Linked DNA regions of Mus musculus: region 2 is linked to region 1. A link is a loop called in an ENCODE intact Hi-C map of the cell type or tissue named here. Cell type or tissue: heart. All regions are shown on one strand. Each heading gives the region's core, and the rest is flanking DNA. Links, peaks and the distances in the headings are about the cores only. Region 1 has its middle 5.2 kb from the start of Gm12596. Region 2 overlaps Shoc1 (shortage in chiasmata 1).

What was found. Peaks named below come from ENCODE experiments on the same cell type or tissue, not always from the same donor. Only the 100,000 strongest peaks of a DNase experiment are listed, where the experiment ranks them.
Region 2: a loop joins it to region 1, with 2.4 times the contacts of the local background. A loop is called at or near these places in 17 of 42 quality-filtered maps.

Annotation. Positions count from the first base shown.
Region 1 is chr4:59,251,082-59,258,621 of GRCm38, forward strand. No RefSeq gene overlaps it. Among named protein-coding and RNA genes, the nearest start is that of Gm12596, 5.2 kb to the right of the region's middle. In heart, for the core only: no CTCF peak of the experiment used is centred there; a DNase peak (open chromatin) is centred at 3,548; H3K27ac peaks cover 814 bases.
Region 2 is chr4:59,093,889-59,098,888 of GRCm38, forward strand. It overlaps Shoc1 (shortage in chiasmata 1), which reads right to left. Exons shown (of 28, transcript NM_001370843.1): 6 at 242-395; 7 at 1-45. Among named protein-coding and RNA genes, the nearest start is that of Gm35527, 22 kb to the right of the region's middle. In heart, for the core only: a CTCF peak has its summit at 2,677 (motif pointing right); a DNase peak (open chromatin) is centred at 2,673; H3K27me3 peaks cover 227 bases.

The sequences.
Region 1 (7,540 bases), core at 1,364-6,363:
GAGTTTGTCTACTATGGAATTTGTTTTTAAACTGATCGTTTCTGGGAAACATCAGAGGGCTACTTCTGTAATCAGAGAAATTGCTACATATTAGGTCTGACTCTGCTGCAATTAAAACCATGTGATAGACTTGGATGACAAACTAGGGTCAACTTCTCAGAAAATTCCAATTTTACTAAAATATTAATAGATAAGAGTGTGGAATCATCAGAGAAAGGAAGGGCTGGCTACTTTATGGGGCCCTCTGTGGGGAGTGGCTGGGGATTTGACACTAAAAGGCCACTGCTAAAGCTGACAAATATTCTTCTGTAGGGCGTGGCTGGCATCCTGTCCACCTCTATAGTAGCATGTGCATGGGCAGGTTCCACTGAGCGCCTCTGATATGCTGTCCTTGCTTGTCCTTTGGTTGAGCACCCACCAGGGATGGGAGTCAGGAGGCTGGCGTACTTTGGGAGAATTTCCTTGCAGTTCTGCTGGGGTGAGTCTTTACAAATGCCAATGCCCTGAACAGCTAAGTCACTGTGTCTGGAGTGGGTCCAGGCATCTGTGTTGTTCTGGCCTCCTATGTGATCACTATGTGTAGTCAGCACTCATAACCATTGCTTGATGGGTTGTTATTTGATACGGTAAGCTATTAAAGTTTAATTTATTAGGAACAACACTCACCCTACAGGTTGTTGATGAAGAGATTTGATGATGATTCCCCTGTTCTTCCTGTTGTGGCCTTTCCCTGGCAAGTACGCTTTGCGTTTAGATTTCTCCTAAAGAGTCTTAATTGCTCAAGCCATATTAAAAGAGTGAAAGACTGGGGCTGGGGGGGCCATCAAGTACTTGTTATGCAAGCATAGGACCAGAGTTCAAATCCCAGAACTCATGTATAGGACACATGCATAGCACACTCCTATGACAAGATAGGAGGAAATGGTTGGACACTCATTCAAAGATCACTAGCCAAAACCATGAGCTTGCCCTATGACTTCATACACACGGATACACCTGGGCTAGAGAGACAGCGAAGTGGTTGGATGCTTGTTGCTCTTACAGAGGACAGGAATTCAATTCCTAGCACCCACATGGAGGTTCACAACCATCCATAACTCCAGTCCCAGAGGATCCCATTCCTTCCTCCAGGCTCTGTGGGCACCAGGCACACAAGTGGTTCACAATCATACATGCAGACAAAACACTCATACACATTTTTTTAAATTAAAAATAAAAACTTGAGAAGACATATTCTTAAAAATATATATCTAAAGAAAACATTTTTTAATAGAGTAGAATTTCCACATTGTCCTGGAGGAAGCCAAAGACGAATCTGGATGGTCTGGCTGAGCCCTGATCTCTGCTTCCTTGCTGGCATTCATGGCACTGTGGATACAAGACTGAGTCAGCTGAGACCAGTGCTAAGAAGTCACCTATGACTACAAAGAAGCCAAGTCTACCGGAGGGCAAACACTCTGCTAGTATTTCCAGGCCTTCTGGATTCCCAAACAGCCAGCTGCCTGCCCTCCGCTTCCACCTAGAAGGCAACAATGTAATGACAAAGTGGTTACTCTGGGTCAGAAAGGTCCTGGGAAACTGCACTGAGCTGAACTCAAGAGAGGACTTTGGGTCTTTCCTAACCTGAACAGGTGTTGCCCACTATTAGGTGTGGGCCAAGAAAGCATCCTACCTTCTTTAGCTTGTCCTCTTTCAGAATCTAAATTCCTGCACAAATCCCTACTAACAATGCCCTTGTGGGAGGGAAGCTGCCCAGGATTAGATGACTGAAGATAAGGCTGGAATCCTTTGTTCCTGTTTCCACAGTGCCTTCCTGGTGAGGTTCCTGGGAGAGAGCCAGAGAGGCTTGCTAGAAATGTACAAGTATTTCAAGATTTTCTAGAAACGTGTGAGAGCCGCTCTCAGAAAGAGCCAGCAAAACTGGGGCGATTTGACTGAGAGCCTGAGGAAGTACCTGTCTCAGGACAGAGATCTCTTGCACAAGCACCCATCTCAAGCTTTGGGGTTGTCACACAAAGTCAGAGCCACTGCTAGGAGACCAAGAGCATGCCAACAAAGCCTTGAACTGTAAACACTGAGGTGACACAGAAAACATGATAAGAATATGTGGGAATTTCTGCTCTAGGGGAGCGGACGGATAAAGGACTCCCTGCCTCGAAGCCTACACAGCCTGAGATAAGAATGAGCCCAGGTTGGCCCCAGCCAGCTATGTAGGAAGGGCAGGCACTGCCCCGGACTCTGGCTTCAGTCATGTGATTTGTCAGACTGGCTTCTGCTTAGCTTGCCCAACAACTCCTCTGCTTTCATGTCATAAAAGCACAGCGCTTGTTAACTCTAAGTTCTTCTGGGCTCCATAGGTAGGTTTTTATTAGAGACTAAAACTTGAAGGAAGAAAATGATTCTGCGAAGTAGAGGCTGGGACTTCCATTCTCTGAGTCTTGGTCCCTTGCTCTAAAAGGTGGGGAGATCTAGATTTTTTTCTTCCCTCATGAGAGCACCTCATAACTCTTCCATCAGAGCAGCCAAGGTATGTTGTTCCCTGTGTCTGCCCAGCAGGACCATGAGCTCAGCACCAGACCATGCCATGTCCTAGGTCCTCTGTTCAGGGGCGTGTACACAAGTGCTCAAAAATACATCAATTAGGGAGATTGATGGCTCAGTGGTTAGGAGCATTGGTTGTTCTTCCAGAAGGCCCGGGTTCAGTTCCCAGCATCCACATGGCATCTCACAACTGTCTATAACTTCAGTGCTTGGGGATCCAACACCCTCACACAGACATACATGAAGCCAAAACACCAAAGCACATAAAATTAGGAAAAATAAATTATGGCCAGGCAGTGGTGGCGCACGCCTTTAATCCCAGCACTCAGGAGGCAGAGGCAGGCGGATTTCTGAGTTCCAGGCCAGCCTGGTCTACAGAGTGAGTTCCAGGACAGTCAGGGCTACACAGAGAAACCTTGTCTCGAAAAACAAAAACAAAAACAAAACAAAAAAGAATATAAATAAATAAATAAATAATATTAAAAATGCATCTATCAAATGAGAGTAGGAAAAAAAGAAAAGAGGAAGGAAGGAAGGAGAGGAGAAGAGGGAGGGAAGGAGGAAAGATATCCCAGAAGGCTCTGGGGGCTTACATACTTGCATAATGGCTGTTAGGTGTCCTGTTTCTCAAAACTAGGAGAGAAGAATTGAGTGCACTAAAGCCTCAGTGATCGTGGCTTTTAAAAGACTTCTAAAGGCTCCAGGTTGGAGGTGGAAAGTTCCACCCCGAGTAAAATACCAACATCCACGTTGAGAAAACTCCATCCCTCACATGGTCTCATGCCCTATCTCATTCTCATTTTAGAGATTTGGACTTGCTTAAATACTCCTCCCAGGTCTCTGCAGGGTCGACTCTCTCTCTCACTATTTATGTTTCTGTTCTAACCTTGCTTTTTCCAGAAAAGCATTCTCTGTTTTGGTTTTGCTAACTTTAGGTCTGCTTCCTTCCTCCTCGTGATCATCATAGAATAGCCATGTAGAACGAAAGCAAAACTCACGTGACTCTGTCATCGCTTCTCCCCCAAACCCTGAGTGTGACTCAGCCTGTGAATTGTCCCAGTGTCCAATCAGGCTTCAAGAGGAGGCAGTAGTTTTGGAGTCTAACTTTTCTCATTGGCATAAAAGATGCTAAATGGTGGCTTCCCTAAAGTCTCAAAGTCTCGTGTGTGTGTGTGTGTGTGTGTAAGAATGTTTTAATACCATAAGTTTCACTTATCTTAGTTCTCAATTGAGTGGTTTTACACAATTGTACATACAACACCACAACCTACTTTAAAAGTATCTCCATCTGAGACTGTATGAGCCAGAGGCCCAGCAAGCTTACTACTACTAGATATCGTCTTCCTGAGATGACAAAAAGCTGCATTGATAAAATCTCAACAATATGGCTACCTACACAAGACGTGCATAACCACAATGCCCATTGGTTGACATGCCAATGTAGATGGGAGTGGGGAGGCTTGGACTTTTACAAGGCCCTTCCCCTAGATGAAGAGCTACAGTTATCAGTGGCTGCTGAGATGGTAGAATCTGTTTTTCTCCAGGGATGAGACTCTGATATGTTGTCCAGTGGTCAACCCCAATCACAGTGCCTATGAACAACACTAATTAGACTCAGGAGGTTATATATGTGACAGTAATTGTTGTAGAAGATTATGGGCTGGAGAGATGGCTCAGCGGTTAAGAGCACTGGCTGTTCTTTCCAGAAGTCCTGAGTTCAATTCCCAGTGACTACATGGTGGCTTACAACCATCTGTAATGGGATCTGATGCCTTCTGTCATGCAGGCATACATGCATATAGAGCACTCATATGTATAAATAAATAAATAAATAAATAAATAAATAAATAAATAAATAAATCTATTTTTAAAAGATTGGTTATGCTTTTGAGAGGGGGCTCATGGCCATGGAGGAGTTGCATGGAGGAGGGGTAAGAGTGGAAGTGATGTAATCACAGCAGTCATATACTCTAGAACAATGTTTAAGTTAGAGAAAACATTTTTATATTCCCAATAAGATCGTTCACACTCATTTATAGTTAGTTCCTATTTCTCCTTTCAACTCTAGACAATCACAAATCTACTTTCTGTCTCTGTACATTGACTTGTTCTGGGTATATTTTACCAGTGGAACCATTAAACATGTGAGGATTTTGGGTCCAGATTCTTTTGTCTATAATGTTGTTGAGGTTCATCCAGGCAGAACCATGTACAGTATTTTGTTTCTTTCTATCACTGAATAATATTCCAGATATATGGTTTTTAAATGGGACAAGAATAGGCATTTCTAGTTAATGGATCCTGCCTCTGGGCTTTTCCTGGAAGAGCTTTTTAGCACTACCTCCAAGGCTCTCCCCGCCCCCCCCCCCCACACACACTTTTTGAGCAATCTTTTTCTCTGTCTCGGTGGAATGGAAAGTGTGGGTCATTCCATTGTGCTTTGGACAACAGGGTGTCTCGGAGATCAGATCACCTTAACCCATGTCCTCTGAGTCATGCCGTGTTCTTCTCAGATTGTAAGTGCTCTGCAGGGAGAGATCCAGTCCCCAGTGACCACATATCCTCTCTCTCCATGAACAACACTGAGCAGAAACCAAGCATTTAAGAAATGCACAGGAGAGATGCTTGTGAGGGGGCCACTTGAGACAGCTGGTCCTTCTGTGGGTTTCTGCAGCTGTTGGACTCAGAGCCTGCTTCCTGGAAGCCTTAACACGCTGGGCTCAACCATGCGTCCTCATTAGGCCACTGAAAGGCACAATAAACAGTTGAAAACAGAAAAAGGAGATCTGCTCAATGTGGATACACAGGGAAGAGGAACAAAAAGATTCAGCGGCTCACCCCGAGCTAATCTCTGGAGTCCTGGCATGAGACTTAGTTTCAAATAGAATGCAAGAGGTAGTATGTATGGATGGCTAACCCGTCCAGGCCAAGATGTGATTCCACCCATCATTGACCTATTATTGTCTTAGCATAAAATTGTCTTGTGAGGTGGTCTGACAAATTGCAGAATAGAACTGGATGCAACCTCTTTCTAGGAGGTGAGCTTCTCTTCTGCTGGCATCAGGTGAGCATCTCCTTGCCTGGCACCAGCCTTCATCCTTGTCTTTCCCTGGCAGTGGACATCTAGGGAAGTTCCAGTTCCTTGAGACTCTTTGTTTCAGTGGTCTGAGAGCCACCGGGAAGAATCTAAGAAACGCCTTTGAGCATCTTCCTTCCTGCCAGGGCAGCTCCATGCTTATTGCCCAGTTTTCAGTCCAGTTGTTTCGTGCTAACTGTTCATTTTACTGTGCTGACAGTGAGCAAGGACACTAGACAACACTGGTAGCAAGCCAACAGCCCTAAGGTCTCACTCTCATGTGTCCCTTCTGTCACTTCCTGAGATATACTAGAGACAGCACAGCCTTGTTCCAATGAGCTGGCTACCAGTGACCTTAGGGAACAGCAAGCATGCTTGGGTTGTTAGGGAGGCCTAGCTCCCGACTCCCCACTCTGTCATCTTTCTTTCTCTCCACATATCTTCTTCTTCGCCTTCTCTTCCCACTTCTGCGACTCGGTCATAGATGATGGGAACCATGCCAGTTCAGAAGAGTTTTGGTGAGAGTGAGAGGTGCTCTGGTGTTAGCACAAAGGGCTCGCTGAGCAGATTTCACAAAGGTGCTGAGGCCCCTGAATTTAATGCGGATGTTGCTGGGAGCAAATCAGCAGCCCAGTGTGTTTCACTGATTTGTGCCGCTCAAGTCCCAGCGAGGAATTGCTTCTTTGTTTTTATTTTTATAGTGTCTACATTAAAACATTTATAGAGTTCACATAGTCCTGATCTTTTCTTCCCAAGACAGGGTTTCTCTGTATAGCTCTGGCTGTCCTGGAACTCACTCTGTAGACCAAGCTGGCCTTGATCTCAGAGATCTGCCTGCCTCTGTCTCCTGGGATTAAAGGATTGTGCCACCACACCTGACACTTGTCCTGGTTTATTGGGGGGTGGGGTGGGGATCAGGTTTGAAGATGAAGCACTAGGTGTGGCCAAGCAAGCATCCTCCCTACCCCCACCCCTGATGGCCATGTTTGCCATAGATTTTTTTTTTCTCTTATTCGATTTTTCTTCTACACTCACACATACTACCCGCCTACCCCTGAGGCACTCAACTCCTGTCCTTTTGAAAGGTGCTGTTCAGAAAGGTTTGTTCCTGGAACCTGGGAAGGCTTGACAGCTGATGAGTTGATCAGAGACTTCAAACTGTCTGCCCGGAATGTGAGGACAGCTGATCTGCCTTTAATCTGCCTTCAATGTCTCTTTCTATCCGTTGTAGAGTGCAGTTGCTAAGAAGATCTGGAGGCAGCAATGGTTTGGCCTGGTCTTTTGAATGGGGCCTAGAATAGAGAGGTTTAGTGGATTGCTTTGTATACTTAAGAACAGCTTTATGGTGCTTAGTTCAAAGCTGTGGGTGGGAACTGCTCAGTTTGGTGGCTGACAAAGACGTAGCTAGCAAATACTATTATTTCCATGATGTCAGTAACCCTGACTTCTGGCCCTCTGGTCAGCTTCTAGCAACATCAGTACCCTATGTGCTGGCCTTCCTTTAACCCTTCCACATCAATGGCCACCTCCCTGTGCTCTGCATCCTAATCTCTTTCTAATGCCTGGCTTCAGCTGTTTCTGATACTGAGCTTAATAAATAATACTGTAAGCCAGGTCTAGTGGCACACATCTTTAATTCCAGCACTTGGGAAGAAGAGGCAGGCAGATCTCTGTGAGTTCAAGGTCAGCCTGGTCTATGGAGTGAGTTCCAAGGCAGCCAGGGCTGCACAGAGAAACCCTGTCTTGAAAACAAACAAACAAACAAAAGACAAAAAGCCCACTGTGCCTGGTCCCGACTCTGGTTTCCGTCTCTGGTACGCTGATTCTTGCTGCTCCAGGCCACCTTAGGCTGTGGAGTTCTGCCCCAAGCTCTTGTGGGGCAGGGCTCTCATGATGGATTGCCACTCACCGGAGAACACAAGT
Region 2 (5,000 bases), core at 1-5,000, 160 kb before region 1:
TCTCTCACAAAAGGTTCCGAACATTCTTGAACAGAGAAATACTCCCTTAAATAAAAAAATCAAACAAGATTAATTAATACTTACTAAAAACACATAATAAGCACTGCCAATCAAAACACACAAAGACTCTCGTGTAAGTTGAGATGAAGCACTGGAACCCTCACCAACAGCATCTAACCCTGTGGCCACACAAAGACTGTTCTCTGCTACCAAAGCAGTTACAGCACTGGGAATGACATACGTGAAATTATCCTTTCCAGAGAGCTCTTCTTTGAAATCTAAAAATGGATCCTTCACCAGATAGAGCTTCAGTCTGCTCAGGAGACCATTCACAGTTGGTAGATGGTTGTCCATTGCTTTATTCATAAAAATCATTTCCTCATCAATAAGCAATCCTGAAAAGAAATAAATAAAAAATCTAATAGTTATACCAGAGATCTAGATGTTAAATATTAACAGATTTTTCAAACACACTGAAATCATTAAGTTCCCTATTATACTATGTATATAAAACACAGAATGTGGTACCCAGACAAAAGGAAAATCTCAATAAAATGTAGTATTATTTAGCATATGGAAACAAAGACAAATGTTCTGAAACAGTTGCATAATAGTGACATATACTTTATCAACAAAGACGGACTTAATCAATCAAGGGAAGTATTCTCTTCTTCAAAACAGTACCAAAAGTTTAAAGAAATAAAAATACTGGACTCTGACTGAGTCTGGCTTTCTGTTCTCTGCATCATTTAATCTGTAAGGACATACAGTAAATAGATATGATCTAAAAAGCATACATATGAAATCACTGACTCCATCATTATAAAGCTACCAATACAATGCTGATTCACAGTTAGTTATAGTGAAAATCTATATACTAGAATATCTACTTGGGAAATATGATGTACTTTACATATTAAAAACACCATGGTAATATTAACCAGAGATGTACAATTTCCTTTCTATTTTAACCTTCAATGTTTGGGTTACTTTAGAAGCTTGGCTGCTTGTATGAGTTTCTAAGTTTTGGATAGGAACACTAAACTGGCCCCCTTCTTCAGTAAATTTCTCAGTGAAAAGAGAAAGGAAGGAAAATGTATGCTTAGAGAAAGAAGCACTCAGAAAGCCAGCATCTCCATCATGAAAGCCTCCTTGAGTGTGGAGAATGGACAAGTCTCTCAGATTCAGGAGGGAACAGTATGTAGTTTTCAGGCAGTGATGTCTCTCATGGCCTGAGTGATATGCATGTGCCTCATCAATATCTGACAGAAGACAAGCAGCTGGAAGCATCCCTTGCCTGTGCCAAATACATGTGTCAAAGAACTTTTGAAATAAACCAGCCTCTTAGGTGACCATCAAGTCATTTCAGTTCCTGTCAATCTCAGGGCTTATTTGAGAAAATTAAGGGTGGTTTATTGGTGCCATCCACCCATTCTGCAAAACCAACGAAGTCATGTTAAGAGTGAAACGACAAATTGTATCTTATATCTCGGGTATACTAAGTTTCTAGGCTAATATCCACTTATCAGTGAGTACATATCATTTGAGTTCTTTTGTGATTGTGTTACCTCACTCAGGATGATGCCCTCCAGGTCCAACCATTTGCCTAGGAATTTCATAAATTCATTCCTTTTAATAGCTGAGTAGTACTCCATTGCGTAAATGTACCACATTTTTTGTATCCATTCCTCTGTTGAGGGCATCTGGGTTCTTTCCAGCTTCTGGCTATTATAAATAAGGCTGCTCTGAACATAGTGGAGCATGTGTCCTTCTTACCAGTTGGAACGTCTTCTGGATATATACCCAGAAGAGGTATTGCGGGATCCTCCGGGAGTACTATGTCCAATTTTTTGAGGAACGGCCAGAATGATTTCCAGAGTGGTTGTACAAGCCTGCAATCCCACCAACAATGGAGGAGTGTTCCTCTTTCTCCACATCCTCGCCAGCATCTGCTGTCACCTGAATTTTTGATCTTAGCCATTCTGACTGGTGTGAGATGGAATCTCAGGGTTGTTTTGATTTGCATTTCTCTGATGATTAAGGATGCTGAGCATTTTTTCAGGTGCTTCTCAGCCATTCGGTATTCCTCAGGTGAGAATTCTTTGTTTAGCTCTGAGCCCCATTTTTTAATGGGGTTATTTGATTTTCTGGAGTCCACCTTCTTGAGTTCTTTATATATATTGGATATTAGTCCCCTATCTGATTTAGGATAGGTAAAGATCCTTTCCCAATCTGTTGGTGGCCTTTTTGTCTTATTGACGGTGTCTTTTGCCTTACAGAAGCTTTGCAGTTTCATGAGGTCCCATTTGTCAATTCTTGATCTTACAGCACAAGCCATTGCTGTTCTATTCAGGAATTTTCCCCCTGGGGCCAAAAAGTGGGAATGGGTGGGTAGGGGAGTGGGGGGGGGAGGGTATGGGGGACTTTTGGGGTAGCATTGGAAATATAATTGAGGAAAATACGTAATAAAAATATTTAAATATTAAAAAAGAGTGAAACGGCATTGGTTTATATTCCATTTCCTTGTTACTCACAAGCTCTGAGCTTGTCACCCCAAATAAAGCCACATTTAGATATATGTGCTGCAAGGGGACATTTTATGTCACTTGGCATCCCTATACCCTTTCAGTCCCTTCAATTAAACCACCATTTTTGATGCAGCCACTAGAGGTCAGCAAATCTCCACAACCAATGCTGTTAGACAAAGGCTGTTTTCATGGGAATGGTGGCTTCCTTACACAAGTACAGTGGTAGTGTATCACATGGAGTTCTTACTCTACAGCAAGCATGTGTGCTCACAGTGTATTACTCTATTGTAGACAAATGATAAGCAGGAAATGCAAGGTGGCTAGTTATGAAAGAAGCAGAAAAAAGAGGCTTGGTAACAGGAAACTTTACTAGAGTCACTCCTGCCCACCTAAGAAACCCAAGTTAAGCAGACAAAAACAGGGTGAGTTCCTTAACATGTGTGTATACAACAGTAATCATTTCTTAGTGGAAACCGGTGAGTATCTTAAACAACAACAACAACCCATATTAAATATTAAATAAAAGGCAAGACATTCCTCGTCCCCTAGCCAGGAAAACTAACCAGAACATTTTTCAAGGATCTAACACTGATTTCCGAACAGTTGTTATTTAGAACTTTTGGGGAAAATGACTACAAACTAAATCTCGACAAATACACGAAGAAGTCAGGGGAAAAACCAAGAGACAGATGGCATATGTCACAGGTATATAAGAGCTGATTAGGTGACATTAACACAATAGACAAAACCGTAGACAACCCAGAATTCAACTGGAGTGGGTCAGAACTTAGCATTTAATAGAAGCATCATCTCTAATAGTGGGAAGGACTCTTAGCTAAATGATACTGGAACAAATACCAAAGTGCTTAAACATTAAAAAATGTCCCTAGTCCTAAACATAAAAAAACCTGAAATACAATTACATAATATATTTAAAAATTAGTAGGGTGCCATGGCACACACTTAAAAATCCCAATACCCAGGAGTCAGGTAGATTTCTGTGAGTTTAAAGTCAGCCTGCTCTACAAAGTGAGTTCTAGATCAGTAATGGCTACATAGAGAGACCCTGTCTCAAAACAAACAAATCCTTAAACAATGGAAAAGTTATATAATAAAAGAACATTTTGTAATTAAAAACAAAAGAAACCATAAAAAAAAAAAAGAACATTTTTCTAAGCACAAATTCAGTGCTAGAATCAATAAAGGAAAACATCAGCAGAACTAATCAGAATAAAGTTAAATGCATTTGGAATTATTGGTGTGTTTACATATTTTTAGATGCCAGTAGAAAATAAAATCACTTTACAAAAGAAAATATATAAATAGCCAATACACACTAATAGCTTTTAAGGATGTAAAACATACATTTTCCTCATCACACTGGTTTATGTGTACCCAGTGACAACAAGGCTGGCACGAATAAGTTATTTTTACACTATGCCAGCAGTGCTAAAGCTAAGAACAAAATCAGTGAAATATTTATATCTCCAAGATTAACCTCAGTGAAATAACTAGAAATGCTCTGCCCAGTGTAGAAGAGACCCTCCTACTGGATGCCTGCAGAAGACAGCTTCTTGCTGCTGCTTTCGGATCAAGATGTAGAACTATGGCTCCTCCAGCACCATGTCTGCCTGCATGCTGCCATGCTTCCTGCCATGATGATAACAGACTGAATCTCTGAACCTGTAAGCCAGCCCCAATTAAACAGTTTCCTTTATAAGAATTCCTCTTTTCAGGACAAGAAACCCAAACTAAGACAATAGATAACTACAAAAAATAGATTACAAAGATAATAAAGTGAAATCTATGATACAGGACACAAATGAAAATAAGTTAAGTATTATTTTCTCCTAGTTAATTGCTTTTATCCAAAAATGGCTTGTAGTTGCCATGAAATAATAACAGCTCCATGTGTGTAGCCTGTTGGTTTTTTATAACTATCCCCATATACACATGTAATGTAATATAAGTATATCTTTCATCTCCACAAAATTTTACAAGAAGTTTTGATAATAGATCAAGAAAAACAAATTATAAAAGAAAGCTAAAACCATAATCTACCCTCAAGCCTCAATGACAACTTTCCCCAAACTATATCACATAACATAAAACAGCAGTAAAGTAACCTAGCTATAGGTTTGGTTTGGTTTGGTTTGATTTGGTTTGGTTTGGTTTGGTTTGGTTTTGAGTCATGGTTTTGTTTTGTTTTGTTTTGTTTTGTTTTGTTTTGAGTCATGGTTTCTCTATGTAGCCCTGGCTATCCTGGAACTCACTATGTAGACCAGACTGGCCTTGAACTCTGGAATTAAAGGTGCTAGATTTAAGGATTTACAGCACTCCTGGCTATAGCATTTCTTAAATAGCAGGAATGATTATATAACAGACTTTCAAGTTTTGATATTAAACACAGACTAGCCATCATAATACAAGACAGTTCTCAGCAATCTTTGAAAAACTCGGCCAGCTAGAGAG